2 separate regions of the Homo sapiens genome follow, and region 2 is linked to region 1. Evidence: chromatin contacts called from ENCODE Hi-C or POLR2A ChIA-PET data. All regions are on one chromosome and are shown on one strand. The core of a region is the stretch at or near the end of the contact, and the rest is flanking DNA. Distances in the headings are between cores, read along the strand shown. Region 1 holds the start of ZNF708 (zinc finger protein 708). Region 2 overlaps LOC105372323 (a long non-coding RNA gene).

Region 1 (6,440 bases), core at 3,566-6,065:
TCTCAAACACAGTGTTGACATAAGAGAAGAAAATTTTAGGGTGCTTATATTTCATATCTCAATAAGAAAAGCAAAAGTGTCCATTCCTTTCAAACAATAAATGCATTATTTTATTATTTCCATTAAAAGTCATATAGTAAACAATTAGTCATATGGAAACATGTCTAGGAGGTACCAAGTTTCAAATAAAATTTAGCTTAAAACTAGGAAATCAAGATAACAGGATTTGAACAGAGATATTCACTGTCACAAATTTACCCTGCAAAAAGAGGAGCTGATGCTTTCATGAATCTATGTAACTCAGCAATTATCTACCACATTTTCTTGTGAAAATGTACTCATTTTCTACAGCCAAAATGGGAAAGACATTTCCCCTATTCTTTTTCTTGGTAGCATTCTTAAACAGCCTTGAAATTTTATTGGAAATTACCAAGCCATAAAAAATACACCTGACACTGATGAAAGAAATCATAGATGGCACAAACAAATGGAAACAAATCCCACGCTCATGGATAAGTAGAATCAATATTGTGAAAATGACCATACTGCCAAAAGCAATCTACAAATTCAGTGCAATCCTTATCAAAATACCACCATAATTCTTCACAGAATTAAAAAAAATTCTAAAATTCATGTGGAACAAAAAAGAGCCTGCGTAGCCAAAACAAGGCTAAGCAAAAAGAACAAATCTGGAGGCATAACATTACCTGATTTCAAACTACACTATAAGGCCATAGTCACCAAAACAGCATGTTACTGGTTTAAAAATAGGCACATAGACCAATGGAACAGAATAGAGAACCCAGAAATAAACCCAAATACTTACAGCCAACTGATCTTCAGCAAAGCAAACAAAAACATAAAGTGGGGAAAGGACACCCTTTTCTACAAATGGTACTGGGATAATTGGCTAGCCATATGTAGGAGAATGAAACTGGATCCTCATCTCTCATCTTATACAAAAATCAACTCAAGATGGATTAAGGACTTAAACCTAAGATCGGAAACTATAAAAATTATAAAACATAACATTGGAAAAACCCTTCTAGACATTAGATTAGGCAAGGATTTCATGACCAAGAACTCAAAAGCAAATGCAATAAAAACAAAGATAAATATCAGGGACCTAATTAAATTAAATAGTTTTTACACGGCAAAAAGAACAGTCAGCAGAGTAAACAGACAACACATAGAGTGAGAAAAAATCTTCACAATCTATACGTCTGACAAAGGACTAATATCTAGAGTCTACAACAAACCCAAACAAATCAGTACAAAACAAACAATCCCATCAAAAAGTGGACTAAGGATATGAATAAACAATTCTCAAAAGAAGGTATACAAATGGCCAACAAACATATGAAAAAATCCTCAACATCACTAATGATCAGGGAAATGCAAATCAAAACCACAATGCGATACCACCTTACTCCTGCAAGAATGGCCATGATCAAAAAATCAAGAAACAGTAGATGTTGGCATGGACGTGGTGAACAGGGAACACTTCTACATTGCTGGTGGGAATGTAAACTAGAAAAGCCACTATGGAAAACACTGTGGAGATTCCTTAAAGAACTAAAAGTAGGATTACCATTTGATCCAGCAATCCCACAATTGGGTATCTACCCAGAGGAAAAGAAGTCATTATTCGAAAAATATACTTGCACACGCATGTTCATAGTGGCACATTTCACAATAGCAAAATCATGGAACCAACCCAAATCCTCATCAATCAATGAATGGATAAAGAAACTGTGGTATATATATACAATGGAATACTACACAGCCATAAAAAATGAATTAACAGCATTTGCAGTAACCTGGATGAGACTAGAGACTATTATTCTAAGCAAAGTATCTCAGGAGTTGAAAACCAAACATGGTATGTTCTGTTATGTGGGAGCTAAGCTATAAGGATGCAAAGGCATAAGAATGATACAATGGACTTTGGGGATTTGAGGGGAAGAGTGGAAGGGGGACGAGGGATAAAAGACTACAAATTTGGTGCAGTGTATAATGCTCTGGTGATGGGTGCACCAAAATCTCATAAAATAGGCTGGGCGCGGTGGCTCATGCCTATAATCCCAACACTTTGGGAGGCCATGGCGGGTGGATCACTTGAGATCAGGAATTTGAGACCAGCCTGGCCAACATGGAGAAACCCCGTTCTCTACAAAAAATACAAAAATTAGCTGGGCATGGTGGCACGCCCACCTGTAATTCTAGCTACCCGGGAGGCTGAGGCAGAAGAATTGCTTGAACCCGGGAGGCAGAGGTTGCAGTGAGCCAAGATTGTGCCATTGCACTCCAGCCTGGGCAACAAGAGCAAGAGTCCATATTAAATATAAATATAAATACATATATATTTGATTATATATATATTCACAAAAAATACATCTGAGAAAATTCCTAAACTTACTCTAAGAAAGGAAAACTTAAATGAGAATTTCTCACAAATAAAATACATGATTAATATTAATTTTTTCTGAAATCCACCTCTTTTATGCCCTCTGTTAATATTTTCTTACCTTCCAAGTCCTATTAATAAAATGCAATTTACAGTTAAATAATGGAAGTCAACATAAGTGAACAAATCTTTTCAAGGTGACAAACCCAGGGAGTGGTAGTGCTAATTAGAAAACAGATGTGTCTAGACCGGGCGCGGTGGCTCACGCCTGTATTCCCAGCACTTTGGGAGGCCGAGGCGGGCGGATCACCTGAGGTCTGGAGTTTGAGACCAGCCTGACCAACATGGAGAAACCCCATCTCTACTAAAAATACAAAAACATTAGCTGGGTGTGGTGGCACATGCCTGTAATCCCAGCTACTCGGGTGGCTGAGGCAGGAGAATCGCTTGAACCTGGGAGGCGGAGGTTGCGGTGACCCGAGATCGTGCCATTGCACTCCAGCCTGGGCAACAAGAGTGAAACTCCACCTCAAAAAAAAAAAAAAAGAAAAGAAAGAAAACAGATGTGTCTGACTGATATTCACCCACCCCATTCTGCTCACCTTAAGTGCTCAATAACCACCCTCTCAGGAGACATTACACTATGCCCCAGGTGCATTTTACTTTGTAAGTTCTTGCACCATCTCACTTGGGTCAGGTTTTTCTTTGTCTTTTGGGATACTTTTTTTTTTCCACAAAATTTAGAGAATTCAGGGGGCAGAAATTATTTCTGTGTTTTCCCCTCAATACCAGCATCTGATTGGCTGACCAGCACTGTGTCTCCAAGAAATGGAAGCTGGGTTGGGTGAAGACAATCTTAATGTCTCAAGGGGTTAGCTTTTCAAAGGAAGAGTATGCCAGGAGATGCCTCTCAGCCCCAGGGCATCCACCTGCTCCCTTGAGAAGCTACACTCCATACCTCAGGTTGTCCTCAGGGAGAAAAATGACCCAGGAGCTGATATTCACTAGACACTCTAGCAGAAAAAGTCATGATGTGTATCTTGGTTTACTCCAGACAGTACTGAAACCCAGGACCAGGAAAAAACTGAAGGGTGGCTGAAGACACATCACTCCGTAAAGTTTCCAAAGAAAAACCTTCACCTGAAAACAAACATTCTGATAAGATTTCTGTGCCTGAGGAAGATAAAAAAAAAAAAGCCATAGAAATTTCATAAAATACAGTGTCAGGGAATTATTTTTTGCTTTCTTCTCATGAGAAATATTTTCAACCAGAAAACAATTTTAAGTGCCATCCAATGCTTTGTCAAAAAATGATTAACTAAAATACAGTATCAAAAATGTACACTAAAGGAAAAACAGTTGAGAATGTGAATTAGGAAAGGCAAGCTGGCATTTGGAAATGTCAGAAGGAACTAGAAATTTAGTATTTTAGTTTATTTGCAGTTTAAATCTAACTGCAGGCCAGAGTTAGGCTGGAGGAATGGGGCTGGGAGGTACACTTGAGACCCCGCTTGGAACGCATGTGAAAAATGCAGGGGAAAATCAGTCCCCTGTGGAGTGTGAGAATAATTAAGTGGCAGGCAATTACACTGAGGAGGCTCTAGTCCCCGGCTTTCTACTTAACAGCAACAGCTACGTAAATGTACCTAACCGATTATTAAATATAGTTTTCTTCATCATGCACCTTATAAAAAGTCTTTCCTTCAAGCTCCTCCCATGAACCACAAACTACAAAACATACTTTTGTGCTCTACAATTATTGAATCACTCTTTGATTAAATTCTTTAATATTTTTTGCGATGACTGCCACAGATTTTTAATAGGAGAAAATAGGAACCGGGAACCCCACAGACCAAAGCTCTTCCCATTCATGAACCCGACCCCAAGTCAGGATTCTCCCCTGACCACCCTCCCATGGTCCCTGCACAATCTGGGAGAGGCGCGGCGCTGCCGGTGCAGAGCCGCCCAGAGAGGGCTGCAGGCCAGGGCACAGTCACTGCGCAGGGAAGAGACAGGACGCCCGGGGGCCCGGCTGTCGGCGCAGCCGCCATCTTATGGCTGAAGGGGACTGAGGCCGAGCTAGGCAAGGAGAACTCGGAGCGCAGATTGTGGAGATGACTGCGGGGAGTCCTGAGTCCCGCCACAGCCACTTCCCACAGGTTTCAACCAGCCCTTCCCCTCTCTCGGGATGTCGGACGGCACTCTCACCATTTCTAGGCTTCCAGAGGGTCCTGGAGTCTTAGCTGTGGATCTCCCAATACCTGCAGGTCACAGAGCCACAGAGTCTGGGCCTCTAGGAGCAGAGGACAAACAGCAGTGAAGACGAGACCGGAGCTCCGGCTGCAGCAAGAGACAAAGGCCGCGCCAAACCCGGAAGCCGCCCTGTCCGGTCCAGCTGCGTGTCTGAGTGAACTGTCCCCAGCTCAGAGTCCCTGATTGGATAATGTTAAAACCCGCCCCTTCAGGCCCTGAGGGACGGAAGATGTGATCAGATGCTGGGCTGAATGAAGTGTGACAGCCTATGCTGCAGCCTTTTCAGGCAAGGCTTCCTCCCTGAGCTGAGCCAGGCCCACCCGAGAGGGTGTTTGCCTTTAATCTTGTGTATAAGGTCATATGCCCTTATAAATAATATGCTATATGGCTATTCACAAATGAAAAGAATATAATAACCCAATTGTTCTAAAAAAAATTTTTTTTTTGAGATTGAGTTTCACTCTTGTTGCCCAGGCTGGAGTGCAATGGCGCGATCTTGGCTCATCGCAACCTCCACCTCGCGGGTTCAAGCGATTCTCCTGCCTCAGCCTCCCGCGTAGCTGAGATTACAGGCATGCGCCACCATGCCCGGCTAATTTTTTTGTATTTTTAGTAGAGACGGGGTTTCTCCATGTTGGTCAGGCTGGTCTCAAACTCCAGACCTCAGGTGATCCTCCCGCCTCGGCCTCCCAAAATGCTGGGATTACAGGCATGAGCCACTGCGCCCGGCCCAACTGTTCTAAAATTTTATATTTTGTGACCTTCCTGACTTCTGGTCCTTTGAGCAGGCAGCCTGAGATTTTAAAAAGGAGGCAATTCTCTGAAATAAAATGTGAGCCACAAGTTGGGCGCTGTACCTCACGCCTGTAATCCCAGTACTTCGGGAGGCCGAAGAGGGTGGATCATCTGAGGTTCAGAGTTCGAGATCAGTCTGGCCAACATGGTGAAACCCCGTCTCTAAAACAATACAAAAAAATTAGCTGGGCATGGTGGCAGGCGCCTGTAATCCCAGCTACTTGGGAGGCTGGGGCAGGAGAATCGCTTGATCCTGGGCGGTGGAGGTTGCAGTGAGACGAGATCACGCCACTGCACTCCAGTATGGACAACAAGAGTGAAACTCTGTCTCAAAAAAAATAAATAAATAAAATAAAATCATAAAATGTGAGCCACATGTAAATTTTAAATTTTCTAGTAGCCAAACTTTATTTTATATTTTTATTTTTTTAGACGGAGTCTCACATTGTTGCCTGGGCTGGAGTGCAATGGCGCGATTTCTGCTCACTGCAACCTCTGCCTCCCGGGTTCAAGCGATTCTCCTGCCTCAGCCTCCCAAGTAGCTGAGATAAAAGGCGCTGGCCACCATGCCCGGCTAATTTGTAGCCAAACTTTAAAAAGAGTTTAGCTCTATTTTTAAAAAGAAACAAAGAACAGGTGAAATTGATTGTAACAATTTAACCCAATATATCGAAAATATTGTCATTTTAATATGTGAGAAATATGTAATTATTAATGAAGTGTGTCTATATATATGGAACTAAACCTTTGAAACTAACTCGTATTTTACCTTTCTAGCACATCGCAGTTCAGACCAGGCGCATTCCAGGCAGCCAGTAGCAACACAGGGCCAATAGCTGCTACATTGAAGTGCAGCTCTGACATCAGGAGGGTGAACGACCTGAACATCCCTTTTCTGCCGGAGGTGAGGAGAGAGCCTCTCCCTACCAACATCTCTCTTCGGTTCTGAGGGTAGAACAGACAGTGGTCATAGACAGAGCAGAGG
Region 2 (6,440 bases), core at 2,783-5,282, 280 kb after region 1:
TAGCATTAAACTTGGACATCCAGACCACAGGATACAGAACACAGATGTCCACTGTTACAAATTCTAGACCCTGCAAAAAATGGGAGCTGATGTTTTGAAAAATATATGCAATTCACCAGTTAATCTATCACATTTGCTGTGGAAATATATCACTTTCTGTAGCCATAATGCAAGAGCGATTTTTCCTATTTATTTCCCTGGTAGCTTTGGTTTTTTTTTTTTTGTTTTTTTTTTGTTTTTTTTGTTTTTTTTTGAGACAGAGTTTCACTCTTGTTGCCCAGGCTGGAGTGCAATAGCTTGATCTCAGCTCACCGCAACCTCCGCCTCCCAGGTTCAAGCAATTCTCCTGCTTCAGCCTCCCGAGTAGCAGGGATTACAGGCATGGGCCACCATGGCCAGCGAAGTTTGTATTTTTAGTAGAGATGAGGTTTCTCCGTGTTGATCAGGCTGATCTCGAACTCCCAACCTCAGGTGATCTGCCTGCCTCAGCCTCCCAAAGTGCAAGGATTATAGGTGTGAGCCACCGCACTCAGCCTTCTGGTAGCATTTTCAAAGAAAAGCCCTGGAATTTTACTTGAAATCACCCCCCAAAAAGAACACACATAAGAAACTTACTACACTCACTCTGGGGATAATAAAGATAGATAAGAATCTTTAATGAAATAAATATATGACTAGATTTTACTGAAATCCACCTTTCTGGGTACTTGACTCTTGTAAAATGTCTTAAGTTCTACTAATAAAATGTAATTTAAGGTAATTAAAAAACTGAAGTTGAAATAAGTAAAATAATCTTTCCAAGGTGACAAACTCAGGGAGTGGCAGTGCCGATTGGAACACAAACATGTCTGACTCAACTGTCAAGTCAGACCATGGTATCACTCAAAACATTCTCCCATTCCCATCCTACCCATTCAATTACTCAGTGATCACCTTCCCAGGAGAAACTGTACTGTACTCCACTGTGGGCCTCAGGTACATTTTGTTTTGCAGGTTCTTGCATTGCCTTACTAAAATGGGTTCTTCTTAGTCCTTTGGAAAAAAATTTATTTCTTCACAAATCTGATGAATCCAAAGGGCAGGAATTATTTCTGCCTTTTCTCCTCAATATGAACCTCTGATTGGCTGATCACCAATGTGTCTACAAAGAATAAAAATTGGGGTTTAAAAAAACCCTTTTTTTAACTGCTTGCACACTTGTGCATTTTTATTTCATTGGAGGAAAATCCTAAATACATTGCAGAGTCAAGGGGTAAATTAAAAAAATAATAATTTCATTTATTTATTTTGAGATGGAGTCTCACTCTATCACCCAGGTTGGAGTGCAGTGGCGCAATCTCGGCTCACTGCAACCTCCGCATACTGGGTTCAAGCGATTCTTGTGCCTCAGCCTTCCCAGTAGCGGGACTACAGGCATGCACCACTATGCCTGGCTAATTTTCATACTTTTAGTAGAGGCGGGGTTTCACCATGTTGGCCAGGTTGGTCTTAAACTGGAATAGGAATTAAAATAAATTAAAGAATGTGTAAACAGAAACTCAGCTGTATGTAAGAAAACCCAATTCTCCCTGAGAAAGAGAAAGAGCTGGAGTCCTTTAAAAATTAACTGCCTGTTTTTCTGTGGCTAGTGAGCCTTATCTCTTCTTTCCCAGGCACTGTTTCTCTAGCTGTGCAGCTGCAAGGTCACTAGACAGATAAACTCAAGTCGTAAAACATGTTTTTCCTTGAAAAGTAAGAATGATGTAATGCATGTCTCAATTAATTGAATAACTGTCTTTCTTTCTCGCTTCTGTAATATGCTTCCCCCTGCACAGATCTCCCCCAACCCCACAAAATGCTTAAAAGATAACTTAGCTCTTTGTTCAGGGCTCAGTCCTTTGGATGTAATCCGACTAGGCCAGTGAACCTAAATAATAAATATCCTCCTCAACCCCTCGGTCTCCCTGATTCTTTAAAATATCCTGCAACATTTCTGGGGGCTTATCTGGGTTTGGAGATGATAGATTTACTGTCTCCTTTGCCAGTGTGTCTAGGGCCCCGGGGATGGGGGAGACCCAGCATCCAAGACGCACCATGAGGGGGTTTCACCTGGATGGAGACCAGCTCTCCCCATGTCCTGGTGCCCTGCCCAGCAGTGCAACAGAACTGGGGACAGAGATGCAGGACAATACCAGCACTTCAGGAACCACGATAAGGAGTAGTGGCCCAAGGCAGGAAAGCCCGTCCCATAGGGATGAAGGGGACTGACCATTAATCCAACCCAGAGTGGCTGGGGGCAGCAGGAGTGGCCTGCCAATTTGATTGAACCTCGTGTCCCCACTAACAAAGTGAAAATGGTTCACAGAATCTGGAGACAGGAACTGGGGGTGTGTGGGTGCATGTGAACCTACCTGGGACATGAGAGAGGCTCATTTCATCCGATGAGGAGTCCTGGGGTAGGAGTGATGGGTTTATGTGTGTGAATGTGGGAGCCTAACTAGGCTCACCCAGGACACAAGAGAGGTTCATTTCATCCAGTGAGGAGTCCTGGGGCAGGGGAGGTGTGTGAAAGTGTGTGAAAGAGATGGTCTCAGGAGAGGCCAACATGGGGACTGATGTGGGGAGGCACAGATCCCTTAGTGCAGGCTGTGTGCTCTGAGGCGAGTGTAGGCAAAATCAAACCTAGGATGTTGCATACGGCTGATAGGATCAGCTTTGCAGCTGCAGCAGGCTGTGACAGGGGAAGGCACATTCCTGGCTAAGCAGCATCCAAAACTCCTGTAATAGGACCCAGTCTGGTGAACCTGAGGGTGAAAATGAGAGTGAGAGTGCACTGCAAGGGAGGAAATGAGAGGGAAAGCATTGAAACCAACTCCTTTGGAGTGCACGATAAAGAATTTTTTTAAAAAAGGATTTAGAGGTGATTATGGGATGAAACTGGATGTTCAAAAGTTAAAGACATACTGTGAATTAGAATAGCCCTGTTTTAGTGTTGGATGGCTGGCCGAAGGCACTATAGAGAAATTGGCCATGTGTTTTAAGGTGGTGACTAGGATCAGAGGACAGCCAGGACATTCAGACCTAGTCTTTATATTGACTCATGGCTAAATGAATGCAGCCCTGCTTAGCAGTTTATTGTAGAACGCTCACAGCTCATGCCAAGAGAAACCAGCTGCACTGGCAGCTACAGAGTTAAAGGGAAAGTCACAGAGGCTTATAGCACCAAAAGCAAAAAGTGAAAGCCAAAAGTGAAAGTAAAAATCAGCCACCCTGGCAGCTATGGAGACAAAAGAAAAGTCTTAGGAAAAAGAAAACCAGTTTTGCAAGAACCACAGGAGGGAATAGAGACCCCTCCTCCCTACATTCCAATCTACCCCCCTTTACCAAGGCTAACTGCCCCTAAGGAGTTAAGTTCAAAGAGATACAGGCTCCCAGTCTCACCCGAGAAAGAGAAATCAGAGCTCTGGGAAGTTAAAGCGAAAGGCTGGAAAAGTCAGGCAGGCCATCTCAGGTCGAGCCATGCCCAAGTTATGCTTCTGCCTCTAAAAAGGACAAGAGGACCCCCACCAGGATGCAGATGATGCAGTCCACCTTCAGCACCCACAAAAGTGCCGAGAAGCACTTCTGCAAAGGCTAAAGGATGGTAAAAGAAAAAGGCAACCAATATAAAACATCTCAGAGGTGCTCCAGGGTGCAGATAAAAGCACCAGCCAGTTTTATGAAAGACTTTGTAAGGCATTTTGGTTGCACACTCCATTTAACCCTGAGGCTGCTGAAAATCAGTGCAAGGTGAATACGGCATTTGTAAGGCAGACCCAAGGAGATATCAGGCATAAATTGCAGAAGTTAGAAGCTCTGTAGGCATGAATGCTACTCAGCTTATTAAAGTGGCTACCAGGGTGTACATTAACGAGATCAGGAGGCAAAGAAGAAAGCTGATCAGAGGCTTAAGAAAGGCTAATTTACTAGCAGCAGCCCTTGTGGGAAGAGAAGCTGGCTTTGCAAAGAGGCATGGACGCAGGCGTGAACACAGTCACGGAAAAGGCTAGTCCGGACAGGAGTTTGAAAGCTGGCCAAGGCTAGAGAGAGATTTATGTGCACGGTGCAAAAGGAAAGGACACTAGAAGGATACACGTCAAAAGAATAAGGAGAATGGGCCGGGCATGGTGGCTGACGCTTGTAATCCCAGCACTTTGGGAGGCCGAGGCAGGTGGATCACGACGTCAGGAGGTCGAGACCATCCTGGCTAACACGGTGAAACCCTGTCTCTACTAAAAATACAAAAAAAAAAAAAAAAAAAAAAAAAAAAAGCCGGGCATGGTGGCAGGCACCTGTAGTCCCAGCTACTCGGGAGGCTGAGGCAGAAGAAAGGCGTGAACCCTGGAGGCGGAGCTTGCAGTGAGCTATCGCGCCACTGCACTCCAGCCTGGGTGACAGAGCAAGACTCCATCTCAAAAACATAAAAAGAATAAGGAGAATTGTCAAGGCCATGGTATGAAAAAAAAAAACCACCGGCCAAGGGCTACTGCACCCAGGAAAAACCCAAGACCCCCTGCACCTGCTGTGAAAGGCAGGATATAAAGTATCAGAAAACAGCTCAAATCTGCTCTAAAAGTGTCCAGTATTTAAGCTTTTATATAAACCAAGAGGAAAGATGGCTTAGTAGTAAACAAAAGCAGGCTGTTTGTGTACTTCCTACTCCAACAACCTGGTGTCAAATAAGAGAGTTCCTAAGGGCAGCAAGGTTCTGCCACATTTAGATCCCAAATTTCTTGCTCATGGCTAAGCCATTATACAAAGCCACAAAGAGGAGGAAAGAAAGAGCCTCTCCTCTAGGAGGCCAACCAGGAGAAGGCTTTTATTTATTTATTTTTTTTTGAAGCCACTCCACAAGTCACTCTATATTGCAAATTATACATAATAGTACACCTAATCAATATATAAATGTTATGGGTTAAACATCTACAACAAACAAAATAACATTTAACATCAAGAGAAAAGAAATGGGAAAAAAAGGTTAATGAACCAGTCCATGAAGAGCAACAGAGACAAAAAGAATCTCCTGGTCTGGGCCAGGCAGTCCAGTGGTCTTGCAAGGAACACCTTTGATGTGGGTAGAGCCTTTCGTGGCAGATGCCAGAGCCTTTCATGGCAGATGCCATGGAGCTTATCTTTTTTTTTTTTTTTTTTTTAAATTGATCATTCTTGGGTGTTTCTCGCAGAGGGGGATTTGGCAGGGTCATAGGACAATAGTGGAGGGAAGGCCAGCAGATAAACAAGTGAACAAAGGTCTCTGGTTTTCCTAGGCAGAGGACCCTGCGGCCTTCCGCAGTGTTTGTGTCCCTGGGTACTTGAGATTAGGGAGTGGTGATGACTCTTAACGAGCATGCTGCCTTCAAGCATCTGTTTAACAAAGCACATCTTGCACCACCCTTAATCCATTTAACCCTGAGTGGACACAGCACATGTTTCAGAGAGCACAGGGTTAGGGGTAAGGTCATAGATCAACAGCATCCCAAGGCAGAAGAATTTTTCTTAGTACAGAACAAAATGAAAAGTCTCCCATGTCTACTACTTTCTACACAGACACAGCAACCATCCGATTTCTCAATCTTTTCCCCACCTTTCCCCCTTTTCTATTCCACAAAACCGCCATTGTCATCATGGCCCGTTCTCAATGAGCTGTTGGGTACACCTCCCAGACGGGGTGGTGGCCGGGCAGAGGGGCTCCTCACTTCCCAGTAGAGGCGGCCGGGCAGAGGCACCCCCCACCTACCAGACGGGGCGGCTGGCCGGGCGGGGGCTGACCCCCCACCTCCCTCCCAGATGGGGCGGCTGGCCGGGCGGGGGGCTGACCCCTACCTCCCTCCCGGATGGGGTGGCTGCCGGGCGGAGACGCTCCTCACTTCCCAGACCGGGCGGCTGCCAGGCGGAGGGGCTCCTCACCTCTCAGACGGGGCGGCTGCCGGGCGGAGGGGCTCCTCACTTCTCAGACGGGGCGGCCGGGCAGAGACGCTCCTCACCTCCCAGACGGGGCGGCGGGGCAGAGGCGCTCCCCACATCTCAGACGATGGGGGGCCGGGCAGAGACGCTCCTCACTTCCTAGATGGGATGGCGGCCGGGCAGAGACGCTCCCAGGAGAAGGGGTTTAAAGAAATCAAAAAAGCTTGACTCAGGCCCCAGCTTTAGGACTGCCGGATAAACTAACTAAGCCTATCTTCTTGTATGTCCACAAGTGAAAGGGAGGCCATAAGGGTTCTAACTCAAGCCATAAGTTTATGGCATCACCCAGTGACATACTTATCCAGGCAATTAGACTTTGTGGCACTTGGATGGCCTCTTTGTTTTAAAGCTATTAAAGCACTAGCTGCCACTGCCCTACTGGTGCAAGAAGCTAATAAACTGACTTTAGAGACTGTGAATAGCCTAAACCTGGCTACATTGCTCCTCATCAAGTCAGT

The links. A loop is a pair of places that touch in the nucleus more often than their neighbours do. ChIA-PET counts read pairs that join two places held with the same protein, here RNA polymerase II (POLR2A). Pooled maps may share reads with other maps.
Region 2: a loop to region 1 is called in a pooled map, with 2.8 times the contacts of the local background. The contact joins the enhancer-like site here to the promoter of ZNF708 in region 1. A Hi-C loop is called at or near these places in 1 of 168 maps with a recorded cell type or tissue (CD14-positive monocyte) and 4 of 50 pooled maps. POLR2A ChIA-PET finds 5 or more read pairs at or near these places in 3 of 52 experiments (CD4-positive, alpha-beta memory T cell, MCF 10A and activated T-cell).

Annotation. Positions count from the first base shown.
Region 1 is chr19:21,324,595-21,331,034 of GRCh38, forward strand. ZNF708 (zinc finger protein 708) reads right to left here and starts at 4,816. Exons shown (of 4, transcript NM_021269.3): 1 at 4,616-4,816. The coding sequence starts at 4,618. RefSeq lists enhancers at 2,759-3,280, 4,369-4,568, 4,609-4,788, 4,673-5,661 and a silencer at 4,908-5,129.
Region 2 is chr19:21,601,364-21,607,803 of GRCh38, forward strand. All of the region lies in intron 3 of LOC105372323 (a long non-coding RNA gene), which reads left to right. Among named protein-coding and RNA genes, the nearest start is that of ZNF429, 99 kb to the left of the region's middle. Within about 2 kb of position 4,033, at least 11 of the 41 ENCODE cell types and tissues checked have a DNase peak (open chromatin) inside an H3K27ac peak, as active enhancers do.